2 separate regions of the Homo sapiens genome follow, and region 1 is linked to region 2. Evidence: read pairs that join two places in POLR2A ChIA-PET (ENCODE). Cell type or tissue: Caco-2. All regions are shown on one strand. Each heading gives the region's core, and the rest is flanking DNA. Links, peaks and the distances in the headings are about the cores only. Region 1 overlaps NHSL2 (NHS like 2). Region 2 overlaps NHSL2 (NHS like 2).

Region 1 (15,421 bases), core at 7,191-9,690, 110 kb after region 2:
GATTCTCCTGCCTCAGCGTCCCGAGTAGCTGGGATTACAGGCACGCGCCACCACGCCCAGCTAATTTTTGTATTTTTCATAGAGACGGGGTTTCCCCTTGTTGGCCAGGATGGTCTCGATCTATTGACCTCATGATCCACCCATCTCGGCATCCCAAAGTGCTGGGATTATAGGCGTGAGCCACCGTGCCCGGCCAGCTTCCCAGTTCTTAAAGGCTTTCTCTGCCTGCCCCTTAACTCTTTATGATCTGTTAGGATTCTCCAGTTCCTTGTCCAGAAAATCCTCATTGTAAAGGACACCAGGATTGCTACCTGACCTGGCTTGCTAAGGCCCTATGCATGAGAGTGGACACTGTCTTTGTCCATCACATTGCAGGAGTGATTTGGTCTGCATGTCAGGGAGCTGCACAAATGTTGGACTACTGCACAGGAAGGCTGCCATTGCAGAGCAAGGCAGAGACACAGAGTTGTGACACAGAGTTTCAACATCAGTGCTCCCTGTTCTTCCCATTCTCCCCACTCAGACTGGACCATCTCACCTGCTTTTTGGCTTCATATACTTCCAAGACCTTGTGACTGCTCCATTTGTATTTATTTCCAGCTCTGAGCTCTGGATCACATATCTTTACCACCCTCTAGACACACAAACTGTGTCCCAGGCAAGCTCTCTCCTCCTCATCCCTGCACCTGCTGGTTTTCCAGGGTTCTCTAACTTAAGGAATGGCACCACCCATTCTATCTCCATATCACCACCATGGTCTATTCTCCCTGTCTGGCCCCACCGCTCCACCCTGAGGCAAGCCTTCATCATGTCTCATCTGGGCCCCTTCCAGAGCCTCCTAACTGGTGTCCCGGCCCCTCTCCAATCAGCCTTCCACATTGCAGCCACCCTACTGATCTTCAGGTCACTCCCTTGCCCAAAGCTTCTGTGGCTCACTATCACCTTCAAGATAAAATCCACACCCATTCTCATGACATTTAAGGCCTCCCTGGTCTAGTTCCAACTACCTCATCTTCTACCTGGCTATACCAGATCACTTATTTTTCTTCCCAAATACGAGAAACCCTCATACCTTTATGCTGTTGCTCAAAACGTCCTCTTTGCCTAGAATGTCCTCTCTCCAAACCTCATTTTACTGGCAAATGTTGCTTCATTCTTTTCGAGTTCGACATCACCTTTTCTTGATGCCCTTCCCTTCCTCTGAGGGAAGGAATTCAGTTCTGGGTGCTGACAACTGGCAATGAATGGATGGCTGGGGAGTGAAAGGGGATTGCATCAAATGATGGCTGGGGTGGTTGAGGTTGCAGAATTTGAGCTGATCCCTAAAAGGAATAATCTTAATGATAACTAACATTTACTGAGCACTTGCTATGCACCAGACCTTGCTCTATGCACTTTCTATGCATTCTCTTTCAGTCTCATTCTCTAGCAACCCCAAACTCACTGTATCCTCACTTTAGAGATGAAAAAACTGAGGGCCAGGGTTCTATCAGCGGTTATGAAGCTTTACTGAGGGGCGGCTTGGTGATCTGCAGCAGAACACTTTCTTACCATAAATAGCAGAGTAGGGATAGCATCTAGAATCACTTGCAATTATGTCTGTCTTTCACACAAAGGGGAAAAAAGTGCATTTGACCTCAGAAGCATGAGGCCATGTGGTGAAGCACAAAGACTAGTCTTTGAAGTCCATCTAGCTGTGTGACCTTGAGCCAATTTCCTGATCTCTCTGAGCTTCAGTTTCCTAAAGTGCGAATTGAGGATAGTAATAGCTCCATTGCAGGTTTGTGGTGCAGATGAGCTATGAGGAATGCCAAAGAATCCAGCATGGTGTTAGGTACATAGAGGGGCTCTGTCAACATCAATTCATTTTTCTCCCTCCCCAGTGTCTAAGGAAAGAAGTGTAGTATGGTGAAACTCACACTACCTCAGAAGTCAAAGGAGTTGTGGTTTGACTCTGGCACTAGTAAGGCTGTGCAACCCTCAGCAAGTTACTTGCCCTCTCTGGGCTTTGGTTTCTTCCTATACTTGTAACATAAAGAAGTTTTGTTTTACAGCAGTTGGGTGTTTCCATTTTCTGTCATTGAATTGGGAAAATGATCAGGTCATGCCAACCTGGGATGCTGCGTGTTGTGGAAGTTAGGCATATCTGACAACGGGAAATACTTCCTGAAGACACAGCCTTCGGACCCCTGGTTACCTAGAAGGGAGCTCAGGACTCCTCATCGACAAACATAAAACCAGCTCCCTGCCCACTGCCCAACCTCCAGGAGATGCCCCCACAGGCTTGTGTGAGCCCAAGGCAGGCCTCAAGCTGATTCAAGGGCCCAGCTGCCCGTTGCCATGGCAACATTCCAGCTCGCTTTGCATAGTGACAGGGATGCTAGGCTTTGCTAACAAAGTGCTCTGTAAAGGACTTCATGTCTTTGGCAGGGACAATTCCGCCTTCTTTTTCACATGAATAACTCTGGGGGCTGTGAGGAGGGATTTGGCAAGTCACTTCCCCTGTCTTGGCCTGCGCCCTTGGGTTTTCCTTGAAGGCACAAGTTGGCAGCTTTTTATTTTTCTATTTCCAAATATACCATCACTACCCTCCTCCTGACCACTCCCCACTCCAAAGGAAAGAATGGTTTTTCCCTTACTTAGAGCTCTGGTGAACTCGGTGTGTTTATGAAAATGGAAGGAATGGACTGTTCGAATCACTCACATACCCTTGGCTGATTGCTGGATCAAATTGTCCTCAATCCCTTTTTCTTTTTTCGGAATGCCCAATGTTTTTCAGGATTGAAACAGGAAGACCCTATATTGTCCTGGTGAATTACTCCCTGGAGCAGGAAACATATTTGGAATCCTGAGTAGGCTGGGAAGGAAGCCAGGCAGACCTGGGTGAATCCTGCTTTCATCACTTACAAGCTGTGTGATCTTTGGCAAGTTACTTAACTTCCCCTAATCTCAGTTTTCTCATACGTGCAATGGGGATGGTAATACAGCCTTCATGGGTATGATGGTGAAATTGTTATGAGGTTTAAATATATCTTATGCTTGCCTGCTTCTCTCTGTTTCCGTCACCCTGATCCTGGCCCATCATCTTTTGCCTGGACTACTACGATAGCCTCCTGCCCATTTCTACTGGAACTTCCCTCCAGCCCTTTGTTTACATAGCAGACATGGTGGTCTTTTAAACATTTAAATCATATCCTGTCGCTCCCTTGCTTAAAATGCTCTAATGGTTTCCCATTGCACTTCAGATAACATCCACCTCTTACCCCCTACCTCTTCCACCCTAGACATGCTGGCTTCCTTTCCATTTCTCAAAGACATCGAGGTCCCTCTCACTTCGTGGCCTCATGGCCTTGGCACTTTCTGTTCCCTCTGCCAGCTCCTTCTCAGGCTCAGTTCTTAGCTCGGAGAGAACTTCTCTTACCACTCATCCAAACTAGCTCCCCATGCCTGCCCCATCCCTTGCCATCACACATCACCATGCTGATTTCCTTCATGGCACTTCTCAGGAACTAGTCCTACCTTGATTATTCGTGTACTTGGTTATTGTCTGTCTCCTCTGCCTGGATTGTAAACTCTTTACATCTGCCTCATTAACCTCTATCACCCACTGCCCAGCACAGGGCCTAATATAATAGGCTCAATAAAATCTATTGAATGAATGAATGAGGTAGGTAGAGCATTGAGAACAAAGCCTGAAAGATAATAGAGTGCAATACATGTTTGTTACTTTCTTTTTGTCTTCTTCCATCATCTGGTTGTAAGGCAGAGGGTGGTGTGCTAGACCTGTGGCCTCCAAAGTGGATATATCGTCTATTAGGGTGCAAGGAGAAAATATTAGAATTTCTATTAACAGTCATCTTTATCATATCCTAATTTCCATGTTTGTTTATGTTTTAAATTTTATAAAACTGATTAGCACAGTAGTACATATATATGGTTTATACATAAATATGTATATATGGGAGTATAGGCTCAAAAATACTTGGAGACCACAGCTGGTGGGAAGCAAACTGGCAGACTGTTGGCAGAATGTGAACTACAGATAGGTTGGGTTGAGTCAGCAGAGAGGTTTCCCAGATTGGAGGTTGAGTGCCTTGGGAACAGGGTTGGGGGTGGCCAGCATGCATGCTCCAGGTCTCCACCACACCCTGTGGCTTACCCTAGCCTACTTCATTCATGGCCCTGTCCTTCCTGACCATTACAGGCGTGTGCATTTCCAACCCTAGAGAGGGTTTCCTTTGCAAGTCTAGAGAACCTTCTATTCTGGAAATTGGTGCTGGTCGATCCCAAGGGGGAGGTATGTGGGAAAGACTGAGGCCTAGGAGCCCCCTGTGGGCAGCAGCTGGGGCTTCTCATTCTTGTGTCCTCTGTAACCAGAATAGTACCTGGAACAGAGTGGGTGCTTGGATCATCAGAGAACCTGCTTGTTGACTAATATCAGTGCATAGGACAACCCCCTCTGAGTGTCTGAGCTGAGAGGACCCTCAGGAGGTAATTAGGTTCATATGTTTCACTGTCCGGATGGAAACTAAATGGGGCTCAAAATGGCCAGGGCCTGCCCAAGGTCATAGAGCCTCCCGCCAGCACTCTTTCCCTTGTGTCTGCGTCTCTGCTTAGCCTCTGGGGTGTATGCTTATTCACGATCCAGGCCTTGGCTGGTTCCACCCCCTTGGCCTTGGCCTACTACTCTTAACACCAGCTCTCAGAAGGCGTTCTGGCTTCTTACTGGGATAGGGGCCAAAAAAGAAAAACATTTCCCAAATCATAATTCTACAGCCTCCTGCCTCCCCCAAACTCACTTTCTATGTAACTAATCCCCGTGTTCCTTGGCCATTAATGACATCACTGCCTTTCTGGTCACTTTGGCCCAAAATACAAAGTGTTCTACCTCCCTTGAGTAGGGGCTACTATGTGTCAGGCACTTTCTAAAAAATAAACTTTGTATGGGCAATTAACATACAAAAAAGCCACACACGTTGATGAATGATCACAAATTATACACACCCATGTACACACTTCCAAGGCCAAGAAGTTGACCATGCCCAGGACTACAGAAGTAACCCCTCAAAGCAGTTTTTAACCATCACTGCAGATCTTTTGTCCAGCAGCCTTGAGGAAGGTATGAGTAATTCAATCCAATTCACAGATACCAAATTATTTTTCTTTAAACCAACTCATTCCATTCTGCCTCGAATAGTCAAGAAATTACTTTTCATGCACTCAATTTTCCCCTGTAATTTTTATTAGAATCTAGTATACATTAGAATAAATATGTGACTGTTAAACTTTAAAAGATCATCCATGTATTTCTAAAATTCCTCATCATACTATCACCTCACATACCACTAGCACAATGTGTACTGCATTTGGGGGAATACTGTACCGTGGGAATTAACTCAAGGGGAAGACTATTTACGTTTGGGAAGATCAGAAAAGGCTCAAGATGGACCTGAGATCTGTAGAGAGGATATGGCTATGCAGAGGTGAAGTCGATTCTGGCTGTCAGGCTCAGAGAAAGCTTCATGGGGGAGGAGACATTTGGGCTGGGTCTTGAGAAATAAGTCTGACTTTTCACAAGCAGAGATGGAAGTGGAAGGAAAAGCATTCTAGGCAGAAGGAATAGAACCTAGAGAACACTTCATCAGGGCTAGAAGAGAAGTTTATGTTTCAGGCTTGAGGGACTGTGCCTGATGTGCAGTTGGAAAGTGTCTCCGGGCCCAGGGTTGAGTGAGTTTGCTCTCTTGGGGCACACAACACACAAGCACTATGAGGGGTAGCCGCTGGCAGGCTACAGCCCACTGGAGTCAGAGTCAGAGTGTGTATTAGAATTCACTTTTCCTTATGGAACTTGCACCTGGAAATTCCCCACACCAGATTAGAGCATGTGCAGGTTATGGCAGATGGGATCAGCAGAATGAAAAGGAGACAGGCTTGGAGTCAGCCTAACTTGGGTTCAAGTCCCAACCCTGCCACTTACTAGCTCCATTTTTTTATCTAATGTCTGTCTCCGCATCTTCAGCTTAGGTCCTAATAATCCACACCTGACAGGGTGGTTGTGAGGAGTAAGAGCATGACTAAAGTGACAGGGGTAGTTCTTGTCCCAGCTCTTGGGTTCCGGGGGGCAGTCCAGAGATAGTACCACCTGCCGCACTTCCCTGTCCACCCACTTTGACATCCCTGAGTACAGAGGGGTACAGCCAGTGAGGTGGTAATGATGAACCTTAAGCTGTTTCACTTTGGGGACATGGGCCCCTGAGTTGCTTCTTTCGGGCCTCAGACTTCTCTGTCTCCTCCCCTGGTGTGCCTAAGGCACCAAGTAGGGTGGGGGACCAGCCAAATGGTGAGGCCTGGCCCTCCCTCTCTCTTTGATAGAACTGGGTGCTCCTGGCTGGGCTTAGCTTGAAACACAGGCGAAAAAGAAAGAAGCCATTCTTCCCCAAACTCCAAGTGAAGACACCACAGGGAGTTCAGCCCCCCTCCTAAAGCCACCATGCCTCCCTCCCTGAGCACAGTGCTCAGTGAAAAGGCTAGCCAGCCTTTCCAGACCCTCTCCATAGGCAGTGATCTTACAGCAGTGAACCCATCAGAACAGCGCCTCCAGCACCCTACCCAACCTGGATGTGCACCTTGATGAGTAGAAAGGGATGAGAAAAATTTGAGAAGACTCTTGGGTTGGTGGGGGAACAAGGACCAAGCATGTGGAGCTTTCAGAGGGATCATCAAGGAGCAAAGGAGGGCTGGGAGGAAGGAGAGGAAGGAAGGTCTGCATGAGCAGGGTAGCTTGGCCTGTGCCCATGAATGGGCAGACACTAACTGAGTCATCCTCTGTGCAAGGCCCTCCACAAGGCACAGCTTCAAACACCCAAACTTTGGCCCATCCCGCAAAGAATTCATAAGTTGCTGGGGCAGAGAAGGTTCATGAATACGTGGAAGATTTGGAACAATTCCAGGACATCTATGTTTAAGGACAAATGAGAGGCTCAGCCAGCCAGAACTGAAGGTATTGAGAGGAATTATCCCTGCAGACTGCTAGTAGGGATGTGTGTAAAGAGGGCTTTCAAGGGGTGATGGGATTTGGGCTGAAGCTTAAGGAGCAGCCTGTAGGGTTTGGGAACAGCAGGTAGAGGCGGTGAGAGGGGATGGGAAGCACTGTTTAGCAAGCACCTACTATGGGCCTGGTGTCGTTTAGCTCATTTCAGCATTATCTCATGAAAGTCTTACAGCAGCTTACAAGTTAGGTGTTTTCATTCCCCCATTATACATGGAAAATGGAAGCTGGGGAGGTTAAGTAAGTTGTACAAGGTTACACAGGTAGAAATGGCAGCATGAGGATTTGAATCTAGGCTTCTCTGACCACAAAGCTTTTCCCTGGTGGCTTTACCATGAAATGATAAGCCACAATGACAAGATAAAGAAGAGAATGAGTAGCCCAGATTGAATGGGCAGAGGGGTCTGTTTCAGGGAATCAAGAGAGAGGAAGCAAAGAGGTCAGATGAAGCCGGTTCTGAGTATAGGCTGGAGAGTGTGGACTTGACACTTTAGACAACAAATCATTGGAAGGTTCCAAGCAATGGAGTGATGTGGTTTGATTTATGTTTGTAAAAGCTCACTCTGGCTGCTGTGTCATGAACAGATTTTAGGATGCAGAGGTGGAATCAGGGAGCCCACTGAAGAAGATATTCATTGAAGGGGTCTGGGGAAGGATGATGGTGACTGGGACCAGGGTGAGGGAAGTGGAGATGATGCCGTGAAGTGCTCCAATTTGAGACAGTTCTAAGGAGCAATTTACAGGACTCAGTGAATGCGTAGGGGAGGGAGAGGAAAGCATAAAGATGTCTAAAAGCATTCCTCATCCAATTTAGATTATTAAAAAAGGATATGGTGGAGAAAGCACTGAATGTGGAGATAGACGGGGGTCCAAAACCTGGCTGCACCATGTACTAGTTGGGTTCATTTAGTCCAGAGGGAGTATGTGACTCCCAGCAGATCCTTAAGCATCTAATGGGCTATGGCCATGGGGACACTGGTGCTTGGGTGAGAAAAGCTCCAGGGGCCACAATGGGGCTTACAGAGAGGAGGAGGTGAGGACATGGGACACGAGATATAGGCTTCCCAAATAAGAAGCTCAGATGAGAAGAGGAGAAGAGTGGTGAGGCAGAAAGGACAAGGGAGAAAGGAGGGGTTCCGCGTCTGCTCTTCTCTTTTGTTGTTCTTCCTCCAATGGGAACATCTTGAGCATGGGTGTAGGCCCAGTGGAAGAAGCCAGTATGGACCTTGGCTAAGCTGCCTCCCCTGTCTTAGCCTGTTTAAGTATCTGTGGAGTAGATTAAACTAGTATTATCTACCTGACAGGGCTGGTGTGAGAACAATATGCAATGATGGTTAAAAAAACTGCTTTGAGGCTGGATGTGATAGCTCACAGGTGTAATCCCAGTACTTTGGGAAGCCGAAGTGGGAGGATCACTTAAGCCCAGGAGTTCAAGACCAGCCTGGGCAACATAGTGAGACCCCATCTCTACAAAAAATAAATAAATAAATAAGGAAAATTAGCTGGGAGTGCTGGGGTGCTCCTGTAGTCCCAGCTACTCAGGAGGCTGAGTTGGGAGGATCACTTGAGCCCAGGAGGTTGAGGCTTCAGTGAGCCATGATCATGCCACTGCACTCCAGCCTGGGTGACAGAGCAAGACCCTGTCTCAAAAAAACAGACAAACAAACAAACCGCTTCAAGAAGGGCTTCTGTAGCCCTGGTCATGTTCAACTTCTTGACCTAAGTAGGGGTACACAAGTGTGTCCAGGTTGTGATCATTCACTCATTCCTCCTCCCCACCACCCCCATGCCTTTACTCCCCAAACTCTTCCAAAACATACCTGTTCCTATTCAAGCTTCCTCATGTTCCTGGAAATATAATCCAGGGTCCCAAGTGCACAACCCAAGCAAATTCAATTCTATTTTCACTTTCAGGATGTCCCATGCATTCTAGAATCATCTCAAGTTGTCATGGTCCTGTCTTTTCTAGCCTCTCTGAGCTTAAAGTCCATGTTTACAACCTTGAAGCTACCAAGACTCATACCTAGGACCCATCACAAATGGATAAGAGGTCAGGAACCAAACATTCTCCAAGCTTCAGTTATTCACTTATCACCTTGAAGATTTTTGCTGTGTTCAATCTTCATGATTTTTATCATATTCATAAATGTATTTTCCCAAGATGCTTCACTTCTGGCCCTTCATGCTTGCTCTGGGACCTCTATTTCCCAAGCCCTCTTTTCTGGCCTCAGATCGATCCCCTTGGAAGCCTCACATTCCACAGTGAGCTGCAAAGCCCAAGCATGGGTCACACTATCCTGTGATTCCTCTCTATAATTATCTGTTGCCCCCACTAGGCTGAGACAGCCTGAAGTCAGTAGCTTGAGAGATGTTTGTGGAATTGTTGAAGAAAACTGAAGAGACCCTTGAAAGCTGGAGACTCAACAGGAGAGGTTCCTAGCAGGGGTAATATTCCAAACAGTTAACAGTGTGTCCTTCCCCTTTCTGTTTCTGGCCAACTGTTCTTCATCTTTCATGACCCAGTCCAAGCATCACCTCCCCTGGGAAGGTATCTCTAGACCTTCCAGACTGAAGAAGCTTCTCTTTGATAGTCTCACAACATTATTGATCCTTCTCTGTATTGTCATGGCCTTTGGACATGTCATTCACACCCTCCTAGGCAATGACTGGCACCTCTATCTCCCCAACGCTCACACAGAGCCTGGCCAGAGCAGATCCCTGGGAACTGCTGAAAGAATGACTGAATGACTGGGCAGGTGAGTGGGCAGATGGATGTGGTGATCCCACTTTAGATCTCTTGCCCCAAAGTCAGAAAGCTCTGCTTTCTGGATGGCACAGTGCCCCAAGTCTTCCAGGCTGAAGCTCTAGCCAGACCCACACCCACAGTGCTTTGTGGCCATGACTATTACAGACAGGCCCCCTGTCCCAGTGAGCAGAAATCTGATGACATCAGCATTGAGCAGTACCACCACTCGCCTGAGTGAAGGCACTTGAGGCTGTCTAGCTCTGGCAGAGTTGGTTCCAGGAGCCACAGCCCTTCCTCACAGCCAGGCTGCTGGGGCTGGAATGGGCTGCTGAGCTAGCACCACCTGCCCGGTGTCGCTTATCCCAGAGGGCTGCAGCACTCACAGTGAGCGGCTGCGTAAGTGTGTCCGTGTGTGTGTGCGTGTGTGTGTGTGTGAGAGAGAGAGAGAGAGAGAGAGAGCGCATGTATTTGCTGTGGGACTCATGGAAGGAGCCCTCTCATTGGCTGCCAAGGGTCCCAGTTCCAGTCTGTGAATCTCTGGGCTGCCAGCTCTGCCCTCCCCTGGGAAGGCAAAGCAGGAGAGGGAGGGGAGAGTGGAGTGAGGCTTCAGGTGTGTCTGACAAGGAAGCAGGTACACCTGGTGGCCACACTGGGCATTCTTGTGGCATCTGGCTGTGCTAGCTCCAAGTCTGCAGCCTGACAGCTTTGTGCTCTGCCCAAATTTTCCCAGATTTCTGTTGGGACTGGAGCCCAGAGCTCATTGGCAGCTGTCACTTACAGAACTGGATCCATCCCCCAGTGGAGCAGGGAGCTGTGTCACTTAGAATTCCTGGGTAGCACATTCCTTCAGTAGACCCTGTCACACTCCTGGATTAGGCTCTGTTATTGGCCCCGCGCTCCTGCAAGCTTCTGCAGACAGAGTGAGCGAGTGAGCGAGTGAGTGAGCCAGCGAGCGGCAGCAGGAATGACAGCACTGAGAGCAGAGACAGCCAGGGACGGTGAGGGCGGGCGAGTCGGGTCCCGGGGGGTGCCTGTGCTGGCCCTTTCTGCAGAGGCAGATGAAGTGGGGGCCACTTTCAGGGCTTGCTAGGGTTTCTCTTGGAACCTGGGCTGCTCGACCCGAGTGGAGCACTGAGCAAGGGGGAGGGGGAAAGGGAGGGGGAGAGAGAGGGAGGAAGAGAGAGAGAGAGAGACTGAGAGAGACTGAGAGAAGCTCCTAGCAGGCTCTAGTCCAAGTGAGAGGCTCAGATCTGTACAATTCTGTGCCAGGGGCACAAGTGGGATTTGGAAGAGCCATGTGTGTGAGAAGCAAAGCTGAGGTGATGTAAGCACCTGGGGAGGAGCACAGGCAGAGGAGGAGGAGGAGGAGTAGGAGGAGGAGGAGGAGAAAGAGGAGGAGGAGGAGGTGGCAGCGGCCGCCGCGGTGGCTGCCAGTCCAGAGCAGAATGATGGGCAACTCTCACCACAAGCAACCGAGGAGTAAAAGCCAAAGCAGGATGCATTCAGCAACAGGTACTCTTTTCCCTTCCCTCCTTTTCCGGGGCTCCTACAGCCAGGGCCTCCCAGCTGCTGCCATGCGGGGCCCCTGACCCTTGGCGTGACTTGCAGGGGCTGGCAGGGGGCAGGGAGAGAACCCGAGGGAAATGAGGGTGAACTTCCAGCTCCCCTGCTCCTGTGACAGGCTGAATTGCATAAGTCAGAGCATCCTGAGCTGGGAGGGGCCAGCCCCTTCGCCGGCAACCCTGTGTAGCCTCTGGAGGGTGGCTGGAGTGTCAGAGAAGTGAGCAGCGTGCCAGTGACTGAAGTTCATGGCTAGGACTGTGCTTTCTCCCTGGATCCAGTAGGCAGAATCTTGGAACCATGCATGGCTTATCCTTTACTAGCCGAGCCTCCTTTGTTATTCAAACCTTCGTCTCCCCCCACCCCAGCCCCCATACCCGCCCTGAACATGTACACCTACACCTCTCCTGGCTCTACCTCATATGCTGCATGCATGGAATGATCCAGACAAATCTGTTTCTTGCTGTGTAATGCCCTGCCCCCCACCACCCTGCCCCAGCCCTGACAGAGCTCTCCTCATGCATGGGCGAGAAGAGCATTTGCCGGCCTTGAGTTTGTTGTTCCCCTACCTCTGGGTGTGCTCTGCTTTGCCCCTTCCTTGCCCCTCTCCAGATATGGACTCAAGGGTGCTGGCATAGTTCTCCCCAACAACTCCTTCCTGGATGCTGACACTGTGGAAATCAAGGTCTGCAGACAACTTTTCCTAGCTCACCTTCCCAGGCGGTGCAAGAACAATTTGGAAGCAACTTCTCTTCATCCATTCACCCATTTCCACCAACTCTTACCCTCCTATCTACCCCTTGGCCACTTGAAAGTACCTTCCACTGCTACCTGGGGTTAGGCTTCATGCAGTAGGGTCACAAGTACTTTCTCTCTGTGCCCTCCTCCCTCTGTCTTGGTGGAGTTCCCTCTCCTCCTTTGTCAGCACCCACCACCCCCACCACCACCACCACACACACACACACCCTTCGCATCACACAGAGTCCAGGAGGAGCCTGCAGTTCCCTCTGTGCCTGTTTGGGAAGCTCTCATTCACCATTCGGGCCTGTGAGAAGGAAGGAAAAGTTTTTGCCAAGTTTGACTCACGTTTACCATAAGAAAGCAATAAATGGATTGTTGTCTTGCCAAAAGTGTGCCATGCTCCGGCCCAGAGGGTTGCCTCTGCCTCCTTCTGGGGACTCAGCTGGCTATGCAGTTGAGGGTAGTTGTCCAAGGCCAGCCAGTCCCAGGGGCAGCCCTACAATGGGATTCTTACAGGGCGTGGTGGGGAGAGAAGCTACAGGAAAGCAACTTGGGATATGCTGGCACGCAGGGTAACTGTTTCTGGAGCCCGCCTGTCAGAGCAGGGCTTTGTTTGGCCTCCTATATGGGCTGAATTTGGGTCTCTGTGGTGGACTGAGCCAAAGAATAAAAATTCTGAGCATTGAAGTTTCTTTGGAATCTTTCAGGGACATACTCTTCCAAGGCCACCATTAGGTGAATGGCCCAAACACCACCTCAGAGTCTCCTGCTTCTCTGCCTTGGAGCTGAAGGCTTAGGACCTGCTGGTATTACATGGAGATGCTCTGTGCAGCCCAGTACAGAAGCTTGAAGATAACTTTTTACATAATTGCTGATGTGACAACTTGGGACAGTTACTGGCTATTGTGTCATTTCTTAGAAGTTGCTTTGTATCTTCAATGCCAGCTCCAATCCAGGGTCATCCTAGACGTAGTAGCTATGGGAACAGCCTCTGGCAGCACGAGGAGGTGGCCTCATAACTGCTTCTCCCTCCCTCTCCCTTCCACCTCTTGGTCCTCACCTTACCACAACACCACACCTTCTCACTCACAATCCCTAGGTGATCCCAGAAGCCCCGATTGAACACTCACTCCCACTGGGCTAAACTTGTGCCACTCTTTCTCTTCTTGCTCGCTTTTCTCTCTTCCATTTTCGCTTAGTGACCCCACTGTCTTTCCAGTAACCCAAACTAGCATCCTGGTAGTCATCCTTCACTCCTCTCTCTCTCTCCCTCACCACACACTTTACAGTTTTCACTCATCCATCTATCTGCTCATTCATTCAAAAAGTATTCATTTTCGAGGCCTCCTCTGAGACATCTGAGCCCCTCTCTTATCCTACTGTCAGTGTCCAAATCCAGGCCTTTGGTCACTCTCGCTTATTCCAGAATTGGGCTGTCTGCTTCCACCTCTGACCTTCTCCTGGGCACGCCCAACACAGCCACCAGAATGAGCTGTCCCTGTGCTCCCTTGCTATGAACTCAAGTCTTACTAATTGGGGTACGAGAGATTACGATTGCTCCCCAAGTGTGGAGTGGATCTCAGGTGGCCCAGGGGATCATTGTAGTTGTAACAGAGAAAACTCTTTTTGCCTTTCAAGTTCTGTATATATTTTAATGTGTATTCAAAAAATATATAACTAATACATCAAACCCATGATTTCTCATATTTTTTTAAATTAGGGTAAGGTTAAATGTTTTTAAAGCGAGTCTTTTTGAATAAAATGATTAAGTAAATAGTAGAATAGGAAGCACATGGAAATGGCAAAAGTTGGGAAACTGAGATACCAATGCCTGAGGCTTGAGAAGCACCCATTTCTAGGATAAAGTATGTTTTCCTTAGCACAACTTAGAGATCTTTCATGATTGGGCCCCTCCTACTTCTCCAGCCTCACCAGCTATCATTTCTCACCTTGAACTTGATCCAGCCATATTGAATGAGTTGAAGGTCTCCAAATGCTCCCATTCAGCATTACCATGCTTTCACTAATGCACTTTTCTCTGCCTGGAACACCTCCTCCACCTGCTATCTTCTCCTGACAGTTTTCTCTTCAGCCTTCAGAATCCTGATCCTGTGTTTCCTCTTCTCTGAAACTGTCCCTGACTGACCGCCTTCCTTCATACAAATTAATTAATAAAGTTCATCACCCCCTCCTCGGTACTAAATTGATACCTTTTACATAATTTTATCATTGCTGGTATTATCATTTTTATACTTGTTATTGCATGTTTATCTCCTCCTAGTAAAATGTAAGCTTTTCTAGGGCAAGGGCTACAATTTGTATACCAAAGGGTGGGAAAGAACCCTTGACCAAGACTCAGAAGACTTGGGTTCCGGTCTCTCTTACCCAGTAACCTGCAGGGTGATCTTAGGCAGCTCATCCACCTCTGCTACCTCTGTCCTTTGGCTATAAAAAGCTACAAATCCTCAGGGGGATCCTTAGCACATTCCCAGGGTAATTGGGAAGATGCGATGTGAGATAGCTAGGAAAGCTTTTGAAAGTTGAAATTGCTTTTCAAACGAAGAAGGGTGATTATGATTGCAGAGGGAGGAAACTTTTCCCAGAGGCTGGAGCCAGAAGTAAGCCCCACAGGTTTAGGAGACTGTGGAGGAGCAGCCAGGCTGAGCTGCAGCAGGGAAAGGATGAGCAAAACCAGCCACACAGCCAGTAAGGGTGAGGGTGGGGGCGGGGGGGAGCGGGGCAGTCGCAGCACGTGGAAGCCCAACAGGACCTTAGAGCATAGGTTGCTTTAAGACTGGAAAGCCTTGTCTGCCAAGCTCATGAGTTGGGATTGAGTTCTCACCAACTCTCACCTTTCGCCTATTGAGTGAGTGTAGCCCTGTCACCCTGTGAATCTGTATGTGGTGGGGAGGGGGATGCATGCTAGCGCCACCATCACTATACAGCATACGCATAGCTGTGCATATATGGACCAGCTGTTTGAACTAGCATCCCATAGAGAAGAGAAAGAGAGTTAATATCCATCATGCACCTATTATATGCCAGCACTTTTCATCCACAACTTTACTTAGCTCAGAGAAACCACCAGGCAGGGATTATTGATGCCATTTTACAGATAAGAAAACTGAGACACTAAGGGAGAGCTGCCCCATGATCCAATAACAAGGAAGTTGTAGAGCCAGGATTTGAGCCCAAATCTGCCTAATTCTCAAGCCTGTGCCTATTGCACCATACCATGTGCTTCTCAGCATCTTTGCATCTGTGACAGGCATTAGTAACCCTGGAGACTGGATGTGGTGGAAGGAGGGGTCTGGGCTTGCTTGTGG
Region 2 (15,920 bases), core at 8,562-11,061:
GCAGTGTACACTGCTCTGGTGATGGGTGCACCAAAATCTCAGAAATCACCACAAAAGAACTTATTCATATAACCAAACACCACCTGTTCCCCAAAAACCTATGGAAATAAAAAAAGAAAGAAAATGGCCATTAAATAAAATAAAAAGCAAAAGAGATCCAAGAGAGAAAAATAAAAATAAAATAAAATAAAATAACAGGTGTCAACACACCTAAAAAGAAGAAGAACATGGAGTCTGTGCTCAATAAATACCGGTTGAATTGAATTGCTGACACTGTTGTGTTGAGGCAGTTTGGCCCAGGCAGGCAAATAAGCCCAGGATTTGCAGTCTTGGCCTGTGTGGCTTTGGGCAAGCTATTTCATTTTTCTGAGCCTCAGTTTCTTCATGTGTAAAATGGGAATAATGACACCTATATCCCAGGGGTTGTGAGCATGTGCAAGTGGTTTGGTAAACTCCAAGTGCTGCCCAAATTAGTGTGTGGGGTGCATCACATGCGCTCTAAGCTAGGCTTTTAGTTATCCAATTATCATCTAGGTCTGCAGTTCCCAAATGCAAATCAGCACTCATCCTTCGTAAAGTTTTTACTCTTCTGAATTAAAAAATGATGATGTAGGCCAGGCACGGTGGCTCACGCCTGTAATCCCAGCACTTTGGGAGGCCGAGGTGGGTGGATCACGAGGTCAGAAGTTCGAGACCAGCCTGACCAATATGGTGAAACCCCGTCTGTACTAAAACTACAAAAATTAGTCGGGCATGGAGGCACGCACCTGTAGTCCCAGCTACTCGGGAGGCTGAGGCAGAAGAATCGCTTGAACCTGGGAGGTGGAGGTTGCAGTGAGCCGAGATCATGCCACTGCACTCCAGCCTGGGCGACACAGCAAGACTCTGTCAAAAAAAAAAAAAATGTAGTTTTGTTTTTTTTTTTTTGAGACAAGTTCTCTGTCACACAGGCTGAAGTGCAGTGGCATGATCATGGCCACTAATTTTTGTACTTTTTTTTTGTAGAGATGGGGTTTCGCCATGTTGCCCAGGCTGGTCTCAAATTCCTGAGCTCAAGTAGTCCTCCCACCTCGGCCTCTCAAAGTGCTGGGATTACAAGCATGAGCCACCGTGCCCGGCCGATGTAGTTTTTATGAAGCCAAATTTGTTCAGTTTTTTAAATTCTAAAATTGTCATTCCAATTGTTTGATGTTAAAACATCATTTTGTTGTTTATGACATCTTGGTTTTAGTATATGGCAGTTTTTAAAATTAAAAAATGCTCTTACTTGATCAAATAAAATGTTGGCACAGCTATGCCAGATCCCCCAACAAGAAAAGTAGCATAGAGGGGCTGATAGAGAGGAACCTGGGCTGGGCGTGGGTGAGAAGGCATTTGAGGTGGGCTTCCTGAAGGCAAGGGGGCCTGAGGAGAGTTAAGAAGGGTGAATAGGAGAACATTCAGCAACAAAGGGTGGGAAAGACACAAGCTGGAGAGCTGGGCCAGGATGAGTCCAGACAACCTCTAGAAATCTGTGAAGTCTGGGCCGCCACCCAGCAGGTGAGCACCTCTGAGCTTCCCTGTGGAGTGTTAGGGTCGGGGAGTGAGCCGATTTGTCCCAGACCCGCCTGGCTCACACACGGGGATGAAAAAGTCCAGGTCACTGCATTGGACAGCCACTGAGCTCCCCCACCACAGCCCAAAGGGGTGCCTTGCGGTCCGTCCAGGCAATTGCTGCCACACTCTGCATCAAACCCCCAACTCCCCGTCTGACTTTGCCTATCCTCCACCTCCTCTCCTACTCTGGCAGCTTCAGTAAAGCAGGAATCACTCAGCTCTGTGTGTGGGAAAGCACAGAGCCCACAGCGCAAACATACAGGCTCATCGGAAACTCGAAATCCCCCCTCTGCCTTCCACATACCAAGCCACACACAAGGAGTGGCAGTGGGGTAGAGGCTGGTTCCTTTCTCCAGAATGCCACAGGGCTGGCCTGAGGTTGTGGTGGGGGAAGCACTTCCCCCTGGCCAGCTGTATGACCTCTGGATTCCCCAGACCACACGGTTGGCAGCAGGAGGCCCCTGGCGGCTGGGAGCGCCAGACCCATCCGCTGGGGCAGAGAGTATGACCACCTGAGCATGCGCTTTCGCATTCCAAGTGGTGGGTCTGGATTATCCATTTCTTGGTTTTCTCCAGACCTCTGCTCCATCCATCAGAGTATTTTTTTTTCCACCTGGAATCCTTTGGCCAGTGGGTGCAGCCATAAGTTTGTCCAGCCAGGGGCATACGCCAGGTGCCTGCCGAGCTGTCCATCTGGCCCAGGCAAGAGGCAAAGGATAACTTCCAGAAAAAGAGAAAGCCCATGAGGGCAGGGCAGAAGGCAAGGCTAAGGAGTGGAAGTAACAGTCCCAATGCCCAGCCCAAAGACCTAAGCCTGGCCAACAATACTCGGCAGGCATCCCTCGCTCCCTGTTTAGGGCAGGTTGCCATGGTATTTTGCCTGCTGGTGCACTGGGACTGGAAAAAAAGCAGAGTGAGCCTGAGGGTGGAGGATTGGGAGGATGGTTAATAATGGGAGGAGAGCTGGACTTTTTGCCCCAGTTCTAGCTGGAGTTTGCTTCAGCAGCAGAGTATTGTGGCTGTTTCAGGGAGAAGCCCTTGTGCCTTTATGACCCCAGGGATTCCTGCTGCTATAAGTGCCCAAGAATGGCATATGCCTTACAAGCTGCCCAAGGGCCGGGCATCTATGCCATGGCTCTGCTCCCACTTGTGACATGGTGGGTCTTTCTTATGGCTTGTAAACTCTCCCCATCCCTGTGGCTGGACTTAGACAGCTCTGTTTATCATTCTCACACTGAACCAACTAGCCATTTCTGTGGGTGGGTGTCAGTCACACCCTACTGATTTCTGGTATATCCTGACATTGAGTAGCAGCCTGTAGCTGTGATGGGGAGAAAGGTTAATGCTCATTTTGACAGAAGCATTAGAGTTAAGTCCAAACTCCCGGGCTTGGCATTCAAAGACTTCAACAATTAATCTTCTATAATGCTCAACATTCCAATGCCACATATTTGGACCCCAAAATACAAAATACACACACACACACACACACACACACACACACACAAATACCTGGCATCATGTTGAAAAAAAATAGTGGATAGAACCTTTTCAGTTTTCATTTGTGTGTTTGCCATCTCACAGTTACAGGTATGGTGTCAAATTTTATTTGCAAATTGACAATCTCCAACTCTGTGTGTCTAAATATATTTGGATTATCAGTACTTGATATAGTGATTGGTGTCTCTGTGTTTATGTGTCCAAGTCTTACCTGCACTGACAGGCCAGGCAAACTAATTTGTTCTCCCTAAGATTTTAGACATAAAGCTAACATAAAGCTTTGCTATAAGAAATAGGTTGAGGAGAATCAGCCAAGTCCCTGCTTTCAATTCTTCTGGATATATATCCAGAGGTAGAATTGCTGGATTATATGGTAATCCTGTGTTTAATTTTTTCAGGAACTGCCATACTGTTTTCCCTACTGGCTGCACCATTTTGCATTCCCATCAACAATGCATAAGGGCCCAATTTCTCTGCATCCTAACCAACATTTGTTATTTCTTGTGTTTCTGGTAATGTCCAGCCTATTGGGTGCAAGGTGGTATCTTGTGGTTTTGCTTTGCATTTCCCTAATGACTAGTGATGTTGAGCCTCTTTTCATGTGGCAGGCATGTAAGTTTTTGACCTGTTGATGAAACTGCGCATTTAGTCTTGTTTTCCAAACACTCTTGGACACTGGATATGGCCATTGTTTTATAGGTTAGAATGACCTTTACTTAAAGAATGCTTTGTTGTGCAGTTACCTCTGGACTCTCCACATGCTTTGAAGGCTGCAACCTTACAGCCAGTCAGCCCTGTGGCTTCTCTATACTCTCTGCCCCTCACTGTAGACTTGGCTTTCCATAAGCCCTAAGATTTCTTCGATTCTCTGTTTTCTGTTGTATTTAACCCTTATAGTCCCACCCTGCTGTGATAGCCAGCCAGCCATCCTGAAGAGGAAAAGATTCAGGGAATGGAGAAGAGGGGAAAAGGAAGGAGGTGACAGATTTCTCTGAACCCATTATCTGGTCAAAAGAGTAAGTGAATCTGGTCCTCCTTCTATGCAAAAACAAAACCAAAAACACCCTATTTTGTCTGTCTATCAAGCAGTTCTATGCCTTCTTAGAAACTTGCCTATTCTCCAATATGGGTTGAAGTATAGAAAATGTAGCTATGAGAGGGCAAGTGTCAAAATGCCTGGATTTGTCACTAAAAATGCTATCTAGGGATTTCCTTTACTGATTGATCTCTTAGTGAGTGTAAAGAGCCAGTGAACCTCATGGAAAACAAAAGTAAGAACAAAAAGGAAGCCCCTCCAAGTTCTTAGCATTACAGTAGGAGTGTTTACAGTTGGAGAAGGGATGCTGTCTTAGTCAGCTTGGGCAGCTATAACAAAATGCCATAGACTAGGTAATTTATAATGAATAGAAACTTATTTTTCACAGATCTGGAGGCTGGAAAGTCCAAGATAAGGCGCCAGCAAATTTGGTGTCTGATGAGTACCTGTTCCTCATAGATAGCACCTTCTACGTGTCCTCATGTGGGAGAAGGGGTAAACAGGCTCCCTTCCCTCAAGCTTCTTCTATAAGGGTACTAATCCCATTCATGAGAGCTGAGCCCTCATGACCTAATCATCTCCTAAAGGCCTCACCTCTTAATACTATCACATTGGGTATTGGGTTCCAACATACGAATTTTGGGGGGCTACCAATGTTCAGAGCATAGCAGACACGTGTCTTCAGTTTCACCTTCCTGTTGGGGTCCTCTCCCTGATCCCCACTGTCCACACTATACCAGGTGGCCTGGGTTAACCCACCTGGGGACCAGATCCACATTCTTCTCCTTTGGACTCCTGAGATATCTTGCATTCTCATCAGGAAATTTGTCAAATACTACAGGACAGCAAGGAGGAAATCATTGCAAAAATTACAATGAACAGCATATTAAATAGGCAGGTTTCCTGAGTGTAAGTTTTGGGTCCAACAGTGAATGCAGTCTGAACCACCAAGAGCCAGGGCATCGTGGCTGGTCCCTTGCCTGACGTCCTTCTGGCCCAGCTCCCAGCCTGTCTCTGGGGAGTGGGTGCCATCTAACTCTCCACTGTCTAGGAGAAGTTTCCAGGATAAGACCAGAAGAGACCATATTCCAAATTAGCTGTTCATTTGGGCCCTCTGGCTCTAAACCTGGATCCCTGTTTGGGAAGTAGCTGTGCCTCCCTGTATACATCCTCAAGGCAAATGGTCTTGTTTTCTAGAGCTGGCTTCCCAAGGTAGACCTGTGTCCCCCAGAGAGTGGGAGTCCATCTCGTGCTTTTGGATGGGACACGAATTAGTATTATGTTTTTAATAGCAATGTGTTTACTTTCGTAGTTTCCTTCTATTTAAGTCATGTGGTAGTGGTTTTCCATTTACATCAATGAGTCACAGATTTTTTAAGTAAAAGAGTAAGAAATTGAAAAAAAATTAACTAAATAATAGTTAAGGGGGTATGTGGATGTGACAAAAATTGTGAAGGTAGCCCCCAAGTGACTGAAGATTGGGACATACTTCCTTAGAGTGACTTGCCTCTCTAAAAATAACCTTTTAAGAGACAGTTGCCAGGAGGACTGTGTGAAAGAATTACCAACTTTGGGTTCCAGGGATCTTTCCCTTTCTGGATCTCTGATGCTCTCTGGTGAGAGCAAGGAAAGCCTAGAATATAATTTTCTCTCCCCTTTGAATAGTTCTACTAATAGGCTCCTCTGTGAGCACAGATAAAGGGGCCATTGACCATATTTTATTTCTTCATTAGCTTCCTGTAATGCTTTCCTTGCTGAAATTCAAGGCAGAAATGGTGTGCCTAAACCTCAGATTACTCTTCTTCAGAAGAATCTCTTCAGCTCAATAGTTTACCTTCTATCCCCAGCCTGCACCTTCGAGAAAGAGGATTTTTCAAATCTTTTCTCGTTTTGCTCCTCACTCTCCCAGCACATATTTTCCAGAAGCATTACATGGGAAGCATTCATAAACATTTTTTGCACTGAAGAAATCTGCACTAAGCTTGACTTCTGCTTATAAAACTACTCCTTGCTCCATTATGTTACAGGCATTCCCTGGGGGGCTGTCCCTGGCATGCTAGGAAGGGACTGAGGCATCTGGCGTTTATCTAGTCCCTGAGCCAGGCACTACATGAGCCAGGAGCTACACTAGGCCTTCTATTTGTTTGAATTCTGGCTGAATTCTCAAACCAGCCCAGTAGGTGTCATTTGACATCTGAGGAAACTGAGCTCAGAGAAGCTCAGTAACTTGCCCACCATCACACAGCAAGGAAGGGGCAGAAGCCAGGAGGACTTGCCCCCGGTTTCCTGACTCTCATGCACTGTGCACTGCCTCTGTGGGGGCTTGCTCTTTTCTGCCTGGCGTGTGCTGCTGCGCTGCTGTTTGGACAACTAGCAAAAGGTCTCAACACAGGGGCTTTCTCTTTTGCCTGCAACAACAATGAGCTCAAGGGGAAAACAGATTGATTAAAGCTGATTTTGCCCTAGTGAGAAACTGGCCAGAGCATCTCTGGAGGGCCTCGGGCTGGGCCCAGTTGGCTGTCAGGATGTGGCCTGGAGCCTCACTTCCCTTCCTGGCTCTCCCTTTATCTTCTACACTCTCCCATTGCCTTCTGCGCCCTGACCCTGCTGCCCTTCCATGGGAGCTGAAAAGCAAGCTGCTCAGAAGGAAATGGCTTTTGTTATTTAACCTGAATAAGTGTCACCATGTGCCTTCTCTGGAAATCTACTCATGGCTGAAGAGGGGGACCAGGGTTACCCTAGTGTCCTTTGTTTTGTTAGGGGCCTAAAGCAGAAGCAAAGGCAACCCTCATGTATACCACTGCTTTTGTCCCCACTTCCTTTCCAAACACTGATCTTAACCCTATTCCCCTAAAACATAGCTGATAAATGATAAATATTCAGGCCCTTGCCTGGCATTGCAAGCTACAAACAAGCTGGTCTCAAGCAGCCTTTCCAGTCTTGTGACCCACCACTTCCTTATACAATCCTCACTTTCCTGGTGGCCAGAATACCCACCATGCCCTAAACGCTCCTGGCTTTCTGGCCTCCTTGTTCCTCCCACCTCTGCCTATTAAGCAACTTCGTGAAGTAGGAACGAGCTCACATCCGAAGCGCCGGAGAGAGTGGCATGCCTACCAGCCTCATCTTCTATGTGCTTCAGTTTCCTTCTCTCTCGAATGTGCCTGATGGTGTAGCCCACTTACCTTGTCAAATGGTTGTGATGAGATTGAATGCTATGAAAAACCCTTAGTAAAATGTGAAACACCATCCAAATGCTGTTTTGTATTGGTAAAGGAAAATGACCCATCCTTTAGGGCTCAGCTCAATGGCACCTCCCCCGTGAAGTCTCCCCTGATTCCCTGGAGAGAGTGATCACTCTCTCTTTGTGCAGTGCTGTAGCACTTGGTGGTTCTTGGTGGTATGCATCACTTTTTGCCCAGCACGAGAGTTATTTGTGTCCAAGTTTGCCTATTCTGTCTTCAAGGCCGGGAGTTTATGTGGAGGGCAGAGAAGTGCTTAGGCATCTTTGTTTCCCACTAGGCCTAGCCCACACGTCTCAAAAAGCACTTATTGAACTGGGGAGGCAAAAAACAAAGTCAATTCTTTGACCTGGAAGCTCATCTGAGTCCATGTATGTCTCCTCTGGGAGCTGTGAGAGGAGGGAAAATGACAGAGGATGGGGTGGGGAGGGTAGGATGGCTGTAGAGGGAAGTGATGGGAAGCTTTCGAATGACTTAAATTGACTTTTTTTTTTTTTTAGTTTTCATTCAATTCTGACCACATGTTTCCCATGAATCCTTAGGGAGAAGGAAGTCAGAAAGTTAGTCCTTCGCCTCTCCCTGGCTCGCCCTGGAGTACCACATGGATGAGCCAAAGAGCAGGACAGCCTGAGGAACTTGCCTCGTGGGCCTCACGCTCTGTAGCAACTCAGAGGCAGAGAGAAGCTCCTGGGAGGCCCCATATGTGACAGCTTCTAAGGAAGCTGCTTGTGGTGCATCCATGAAACAGGGTGGAACAACTGCTGATTTTGAACAACAAAGCTACTTGGAGGCCACATTAGACTCAGACCCTGCTCAACATTTGGGTTCTCCCCACCCCGCTCTTCTTTTACATTATTGAGGTAAAATTGGCATTCACTAAATGGCACATATTTGAAGTATACAGGTTGATGAGTTTGATCATATGTATGCACCTGTGAAACCATTACTACAATCAAGATAATGAATATTTCCATCACCCCTAAAAGTTTCCCCTTATTGATCACCTTTAATCTTTCTTCATAGCCTAAGTAAGGGAAGAACATGGTTTTATTGTTGATGGGTTATTCTTATGTTAGAAAACTATCAGGAGCAGTGGCCTTGGGGACCTGAGTCCAACTTAACCCTCTGTGAGCCTCAGTTTGTCCATCAATAAAATGGGATAGTTGGACAAAAAAATTGCTAAGGTTTCCTGTCAGTCTGAGTGACAGGACCTTTCTATGATACAACCTTTCTAAACAGCAATTTTTAAAAAACATAAAAGAAGTGTAATCTACTTTGCTTTCTCATGCCCCCAAGTTACATTCTGGCAGGGTCATGGCTGATGGTCAGAGTGATGTCGGGTTCTGAGGGTTCTGGGTGGATTATTAACTACATTTTACAGATGAGAAAACAGGCTAAGAAAGAAGAGAAGATCGGCTCAAAGTTACACAGCCAACACGTAACTGAGCTGGGATGCAAATCCAGCAGTGACTCCTAATCTAATGTTCTTTGCACTGCCCCACACTCCATTCCCAAGAATACAGGCCTAGTTCCATGTTGCTGTCATGACTAAGGGTCCTTGCATCCAACAGATAGTTCTACTTTCCTCCTGGTTTAATCTGGGGACCATAGTTCACCTCCTCAGATCTCTGGTAGGTAAGGAGGCAAGAGAGGAGGCTCCCCTGCCCTCCTAAATCAGACCAAATCAGGCCACAGAACAGGAGTCTTAAGTTTTCTTAGACTGGAGGTTTCCAGAAAGCAGACGCTCTCTGGGCATGTAATTCATTGTATTCAGCCTCCTAGTACCAGGTACGGACAAATGTTCAGTAAACCCCATGGCGGGAACACAAGGTCAGCAGGACAGGATAGAAATCTTGGGATTAGGAGGGACCTCTACCTGGCACTTTGCCTCATGTTTGCCCTGGGGTACAATCCCCCAAGGGGACCTGTTATGGGCTGGGGTTGGGGCAGTGCTGGGCTGAGCTGAGTTGCACACAGTCATTATGGTGTGAGCACGTGCCCCAACAGTGCAGTGGCACGATCTCGGCTCACTGCGAGCTCCGCCTCCCGGGTTCACGCCATTCTCCTGCCTCAGCCTCCTGAGTAGCTGGGACTACAGGTGCCCACCACCGTGCTCAGCTAATTTTTTGTATTTTTAGTAGAGATGGGGTTTCACCGTGTTAGCCAGGATGGTCTCGATCTCCTGACCTCGTGATCCGCCTGACTTGGCCTCCCAAAGTGCTGGGATTACAGGTGTGAGCCACAACAGCTGCATCTTTTATAACTCCCTGGAGGAAGGGAGGGGGGCCAGTTACTTTCCCTGCCCTTTTTTTCAGACCCCCAGTCGGCCTACTGTGCCTCAGCGTAAGGTAGGAAAGAGTGCCTCCATGGGGAATTTGTGGTGGTAGCAGGGTTCTGAGCAGACCCAGGGTGTTTACTCCCTGAGTACTCAGGAAGTACCCAGAGTAGGTGCTCAGTAAATATCTGCTGACTGACTGAATGAACTCTAACTCCATGTCAAGCACTGTAGGGGGTACAACGATGAATTGGCCTCCATCCCTGACTGTAGCAGAGAAAGAGGGATAAGACAAGCACATAAATAACTGTTACACACGACAGAATGTGATAAATGCCTTGGGAGATGAACAGCCAATTGCTCAAAGAGCTTGGAGGAGGGACGCTCACATCTGGCAATGGTGGGGGGAAGGGACTCTAGAGAAAACTTCCTGCTTGAGGTGACATTCGAGCTGGTTTTGAATAGGGACGGGGTTTCTACAGTGGCTCAGGAATGTTTGTGTGGTGGGGGTGGGGAGTCAAGGCAGGCTGCATTCCAGGCCCCAGCAGCAGACTTAGGGCCAGAAGTCTCCCTTAGTATATCCTCAGAGAGCACAGAGAACTGCAAATCAGTGATAGTCCTAGAGCCTCACTATAACTGCGTGTTTTCAACCTCCATCCCACCATGCCTTGATTTGAGACCCCCTACAAGTGGCCAAATGGACTTAGCTGGGCTGCTTGCTGGCTCATGGGCTAGCTAGCCCAAACCAGAAGTGAGAGCCAGTCCTGGTGGCCTTGCAGACATTTCCTCATGAAAGCCTTTCTTCCCAGCTCAGCTCTTATCTGGGAACAATAAAGGTCCTCAACTCTGGGAGAAGGCCATGCAGGGAACAATAGTTTCTGGCTCACTTCATCCATCATTCATGTGGCTCAGATAGACCATTGCTGAGCAGCAGTGGGGACGAGTTGGGGGAGGGGGAGGGCACATTATTTTGCATGAGATTGTTCATTGGGCTGCCCCAAAACTACACAGTGGGGAATTGGGTAGCGACATTCCTGGGTGTGCTATACATAGGCATGAGCCTGGGCATATAATCCAGCCCTTTCTCTTCTCTCTGCCTCTTTGTTTCCTAATTTCTGTCCAGAGGCAGTTGGTTGCTGTTAACTGGTAAACTGAATGGTTTCACTGGACATGGGACAAGATATTGGATTCATTTCAGCAGATATTTTCAAATATATTATCTCATTGAATCTTCAAAACAATTTTATAAGTTGGAATTATTATTTTCACTTTACAGATGAGGAAACTGAGGGCCAGAGAAGTTAAGCAACTGCCAAGGATGCAGATAGGAAGGTGAAATTGGATATCAGGACTCCTAACTGCAAGTGACCTCAGCTGTACAGTCTGAAGGCTGGCAGTTACAAATTAGTTGCAAACGATCCAGGGACTGAACAAAGGAGAAAAAAGGGGAAATGCGAGAGTTAGGCAGCTACCAGTTAGGCAACCTATTCTCCTTGTGCCACCATGAAGAATAAGTTGATCAAGGGTGGAAAAGAAAACTCAGGGCTTCAATTCCAGTATGGAGGGGTCTAGAAGTCTCCAGAGGATAGGAAAGAGGATGGAGATGGAGCCCCCACTCATCTGGCTCTTGCCTGCCCAGGGTGCTACAGCGATGCAGCCACAGCCTGTCGGCTCTGTTCACCTCTTTAAGGTTGATGTCAGCCAAAGGCAGCCCCCAGAGAGGGACCACTTATCCTGAACAAATTTATCGTATGAATATTTGTTAATGTATACAACAGTAAGAGTCTTACTAGTATATTTCTGAAACAGATTTATACCAAAAATTAGTCTGGTTTTAATTAAAGTATTTTAACAGCTTTTTAAAAAAGATGTAATTTAAATACCACAAAGTTCACCCATTTAAAGTGTACAATTTAATGGTTTTTATTATATTTAAAGAATTGTGCAATCATCACTACAATCAATTTTAAAGATTTTCAGCTTCAAACCCCCAAATCAATATTGTACCCTCAAGCTGTGACCCCCCAATCCCTCAGCCTCTCTTACTCCTCCACTCCCCAGTACTAGGAAACGTCTAATCTACTTTTTGTCTCTAGAGATTTACCTACTCTGGACATTTCATATAAACGATATTATATGTCTTCTTTTTAAAATAGCTTCTTTTACTTAACATACGGTTTTTTGAGATTTATCCATGTTGTAAGATGTATCAATATATCATTCTCTTTTTTTTGTGGAAAGATATTCAATTATATGGATATACCATGTTTTGTTTACCCATTCATCAGTTGATAGACCTTTACATTGACAAGTATTTTTGCGGAGCCTAGGAGTGGAATTTCTGGGTCATATGCTAACTCTATGTTTAACCTTTTGAGGAACTGCCAGACTGTTTTCCAAAGTGGCTATACCATCTCTCCACATCCTCATCAATACTTGTTCTGCAATGTTGTCTTGCTTATAACCATCCCAGTGAGTGTGAAGTGGTATCTCATTATACTTTTAATTTGCATTTCCTTAATGACTCATGATGTTAAACATCTTTTGATGTGTTAGTTGGCACTTTGTATATTTTCTTTGGAGAAATATCTTTTCAAATCCTTTGCCCATTTGTAATTGGGTGATTTGTCTTTTTATTGTTGAGTTATAATTATTCTTGATATATTCTGGATACTAGGCCCTTATCAGATATCTGATTTACAAATATTTTCTCCCATTCTGAGTTGTCCTTTCACTCTCTTGATATTATCTACTAATGCTCAAAAGTTTTTAATTTTTATGAAGTCAAATTTATAGCTACTATGTATTTCTTTTGTTGCTTATGCTTTTTACTTCTTTTGTTGCTTATGCTTTTGGTATTATATCTAAGAAAGCATTGCCAAATCCAAGATCATGATGATTGACTCCTATATTTTCTTCTAAGAAATTTATTGGTTTAGTTCTTACGTTTTGGTCTTTGATCCATTTCTCTTTTATTAGGGTAGGAATCCAACTTTATCCTTTTGCATGTGGCTATCCAGTTGTCCCAGCACCATTTGTTGAAGAGACTGTTCTTTTCCCATTGAATGGTGTTGACACTCTTGTAGAAAATCAATTTTCTGTAGATGCATGGGTTTATTTCTTCACTGTCCAATTTATTCCATTTGTTTATGTCTTTCTTTATGCCAGTACCATATGGTTTTGATTACTGTAGCTTTGTAGTATAACTAGAAATCTGGAAGTGTGTGTCTTCCAACTGTGCTCTTCTTTTCTAAGAGTAATTTGTCTATTTGGGGTCTGTTGGAAGACCATGTGAATTTTAGAATTGGCTCTTCCATTTATGCAAAAAGGGATATTGGGATTTTAATGGGAATTGCATTAAATTTGTAGATTGTTTTCGGTAGTATTGACATCTTAACAATACTAAGTCTTCCAGTCCATGAACTTAGACTGTATTTCTGTTTATTTATTTAGGCTTCTTTAATTTATTTCAGCATTGTTTTGTAATTTTCAGTGTATGAATCTTGTACCTCCTTGGTTAAACTTATTCATAAGTATTTTATTCTTTTTGATGCTATTGTAAGTGGAATTGTTTTCTTAATGTCATTTTTGATTGTTTATTGATAATGTATAGAAGTACAACTGATTTTAACATATTGATCTTGTACCCTGCAACTTTGCTGAATTCATTTATTAGCTCAATAGTTTTTCTAGGATTTTGTATATATAAGATCATGTCATATGTGAATAGAGATAGTTTTACTATTTCTTCCTTAACTATGTGAATGAATTTTTCCTTCCTTCTGTTCTTCTTTCCTTTCTTCTGTACTTTCTTCCTCCCTCCCTCCCTCCCTCTCTCCCTCCCTTCCTCCCTTCCTTCCTCCCGCCCTCCCTTCCTTTCTTTATTCCTTGTTTTTCATTTATTTTATTTTTGCCTGAATGCTCTGTCTAGACGTTCCAATACAGTATTGAATAGAAGTGTCAAGAGAGGGCATCCTTGTTTTGTTCCTGATTTAAGGAGGAAAGCTTTCAGTCTTTTACCATTGAATACGATGTTAGCTTTGGGTAGGTTTTTATTTTATGCCTCTTACCGTGTTTTTTGTTTGATTTTTGTTTTTGAGACAGAGGCTCACTATGTTGCCCAGGCTGGAGTGCGGTGCCACGATGATCTCAGCTCACTACAACCTCCGCCTCCTGAGTTCAAGCGATTCTCATGCCTCTGCCTCCCGAGTAGCTGAGATTACAGGCATGCACCACCATGTCCAGCTAATTTTTGTATTTTTAGTAGAGACAAGATTTTGCCATGGTGGCCAGGCTGGTCTCGAACTCCTGGCCTTAAGTGATCTGCCTGCCTCAGCCTTCCAAAATGCTGGGATTACAGGCATGAGCCAGTGTGCCCGGCCATTTATCCTGTTTTGAAAATTCCCTTGTTTTCCTCATTTGCTGAGTGTTTTATTATGAAAGGTGTGAATTTTGTTTTTTGTTTGTTTTGCTTCATTTTCAAATGATCATGTGGTCTTTTTCCTTTATTTTATTAATATGACATATTTCAGTGATTGATTTTCATATGTTAAACCACCCTTACTTTCCTGGGATAAATCCTAATTGGCCATGGCATATATTCTTTTAATATGCTGCTATTGAATTCAGCCTGCTAATTTTTTCTTGAGAATTTTTACATTTATATAAGGGATATTGATCTGTAGTTCCTTTTCTTGTGATATCTTTGGCTTTGATATCAGGGCAATGCTGCCCTCAGAGAATAAGTTAGGAAGTGTTCCCTCCTCTTCAATATTCTGAAGAGTTTCAGAAGAATTGGTATCAATTATTCCTTAGATATTTTGTAGAATTCACCAGTGTAGCCATCTGATCTTGGACTTTTCTTTATTGGGAGATTTTTTTATTACTGATTCAATGTCTTTATTTGTTATAGGTCTATTCAGATTTTCTATATCTTGAGTTCATTTTGGTAGTGTTTTTGTTTCTAGGAACTTGGTTCTCTTATAATTTTTTTAAAATTTCTGTAAGGTTGGTAGCAATGTCCCCACTTTCATCTCTTTCCTTTTTTTTTTTTTTTTTTTTGAGACCAGATCTCACTCTGTCACCCAAGCTAGAGTGCAGTGACACCATGATAGCTCACTGCACACTCGATCTCTTGGGCTTAGACAGTCTTGTTGCCTCAGTCTTCTGAGTAGCTGGGACTACAGGCATGTGCCACTATGCCTGGCTAATTTTTTTTTTATTTAATTTTTTGTAGAGACCAGGTCTTGCTATGTTGCTGAGGCTGGTCTCTAACTCCTGGCCTCAAGTGATCCTCCTGCCTCAGCCTCTCAAAGCATTGGGATTACAAGCATGAGCCACCATGCCCATCCCCTACTTGCATTTCTGATTTTAGTAACTTGTGTCTTCTCTTTTTTTTTCCTTGGTCAGTCTAGCTAGAGATTTGTCAATTTTGTTAATCTTGTCAAATAACCAACTGTCAAGTCATTGATTTCCTCCATTTTTTTCTATTCTCTACTTCATTTACCTCTACTCTTTGTTACTTCCTTCCTTCTGCTAGTTTTGAGTTTAGTTTCCTCTTATTTTTCTGGCGTCTTGAGGTGTAAAGTTGATCTTCTCCCTGGTTCTGTCCATTATTGAAAGTGGTAAATTAATCTGTTTATGGTAAGCCCTAGAGCAACAGTTAATATGTAAATAATATAGTAAAATATTTATTTTTATTATTCAAAATAATTTTAAAAATCAAAGTGCTATGATAGAAAACATTCACTTAATGCAAGGAAAGCATAAAGGAGGAATAGAGAATAAAAAGCTATGAGACATATAAAAACAAAAAATAAAATGGCAAATGTAAACTCAATTATATCAATAGTAATCATGATATTAAATATAAATGAATTAAACAATCCAATCAAGAGGTAGAGATTGTCACACAGGATCCAAAAAACAGTGTAACAGTATAACTACATGCTGTCTCTAGGAGACACTCTTTAAATTCAAAGATACAAATAGATTGAAAGTAAAAGGATGGAAAAAGATATGTCATGCAAACAGCAACCTCAAGAAAGGTGGAATGGACCAGGTGCAGTGGCTCACACTTGCAATTCCAGCACTTTGGGAGGCCGAGGTGGGAGGATCACTTGAAACCAGGAGTTTGAGACCAACTTGGGCAACATGGGGAGACCCCAGCTCTACAAAAAATAAAAAATTAGCCAGGCATGGTTGCACACTCCTATAGTCCAAGCTATTTGGGAGGCTGAGGTAGGAGGATCACTTGAGCCCAGAAGGTTGA

The links. Peaks named below come from ENCODE experiments on the same cell type or tissue, not always from the same donor. Only the 100,000 strongest peaks of a DNase experiment are listed, where the experiment ranks them.
Region 1: POLR2A ChIA-PET joins it to region 2 with 7 read pairs; 2 of 35 experiments call an interaction of 5 or more read pairs at or near these places.

What each region holds. Positions count from the first base shown.
Region 1 is chrX:72,058,448-72,073,868 of GRCh38, forward strand. All of the region lies in intron 1 of NHSL2 (NHS like 2), which reads left to right. Among named protein-coding and RNA genes, the nearest start is that of RTL5, 66 kb to the right of the region's middle. RefSeq lists a silencer at 2,172-2,466 and an enhancer at 11,362-11,919. In Caco-2, for the core only: no CTCF peak of the experiment used is centred there; no DNase peak of the experiment used is centred there.
Region 2 is chrX:71,947,938-71,963,857 of GRCh38, forward strand. All of the region lies in intron 1 of NHSL2 (NHS like 2), which reads left to right. Among named protein-coding and RNA genes, the nearest start is that of NHSL2, 45 kb to the left of the region's middle. RefSeq lists enhancers at 8,867-9,429, 9,430-9,991, 9,992-10,553. In Caco-2, for the core only: no CTCF peak of the experiment used is centred there; a DNase peak (open chromatin) is centred at 10,114.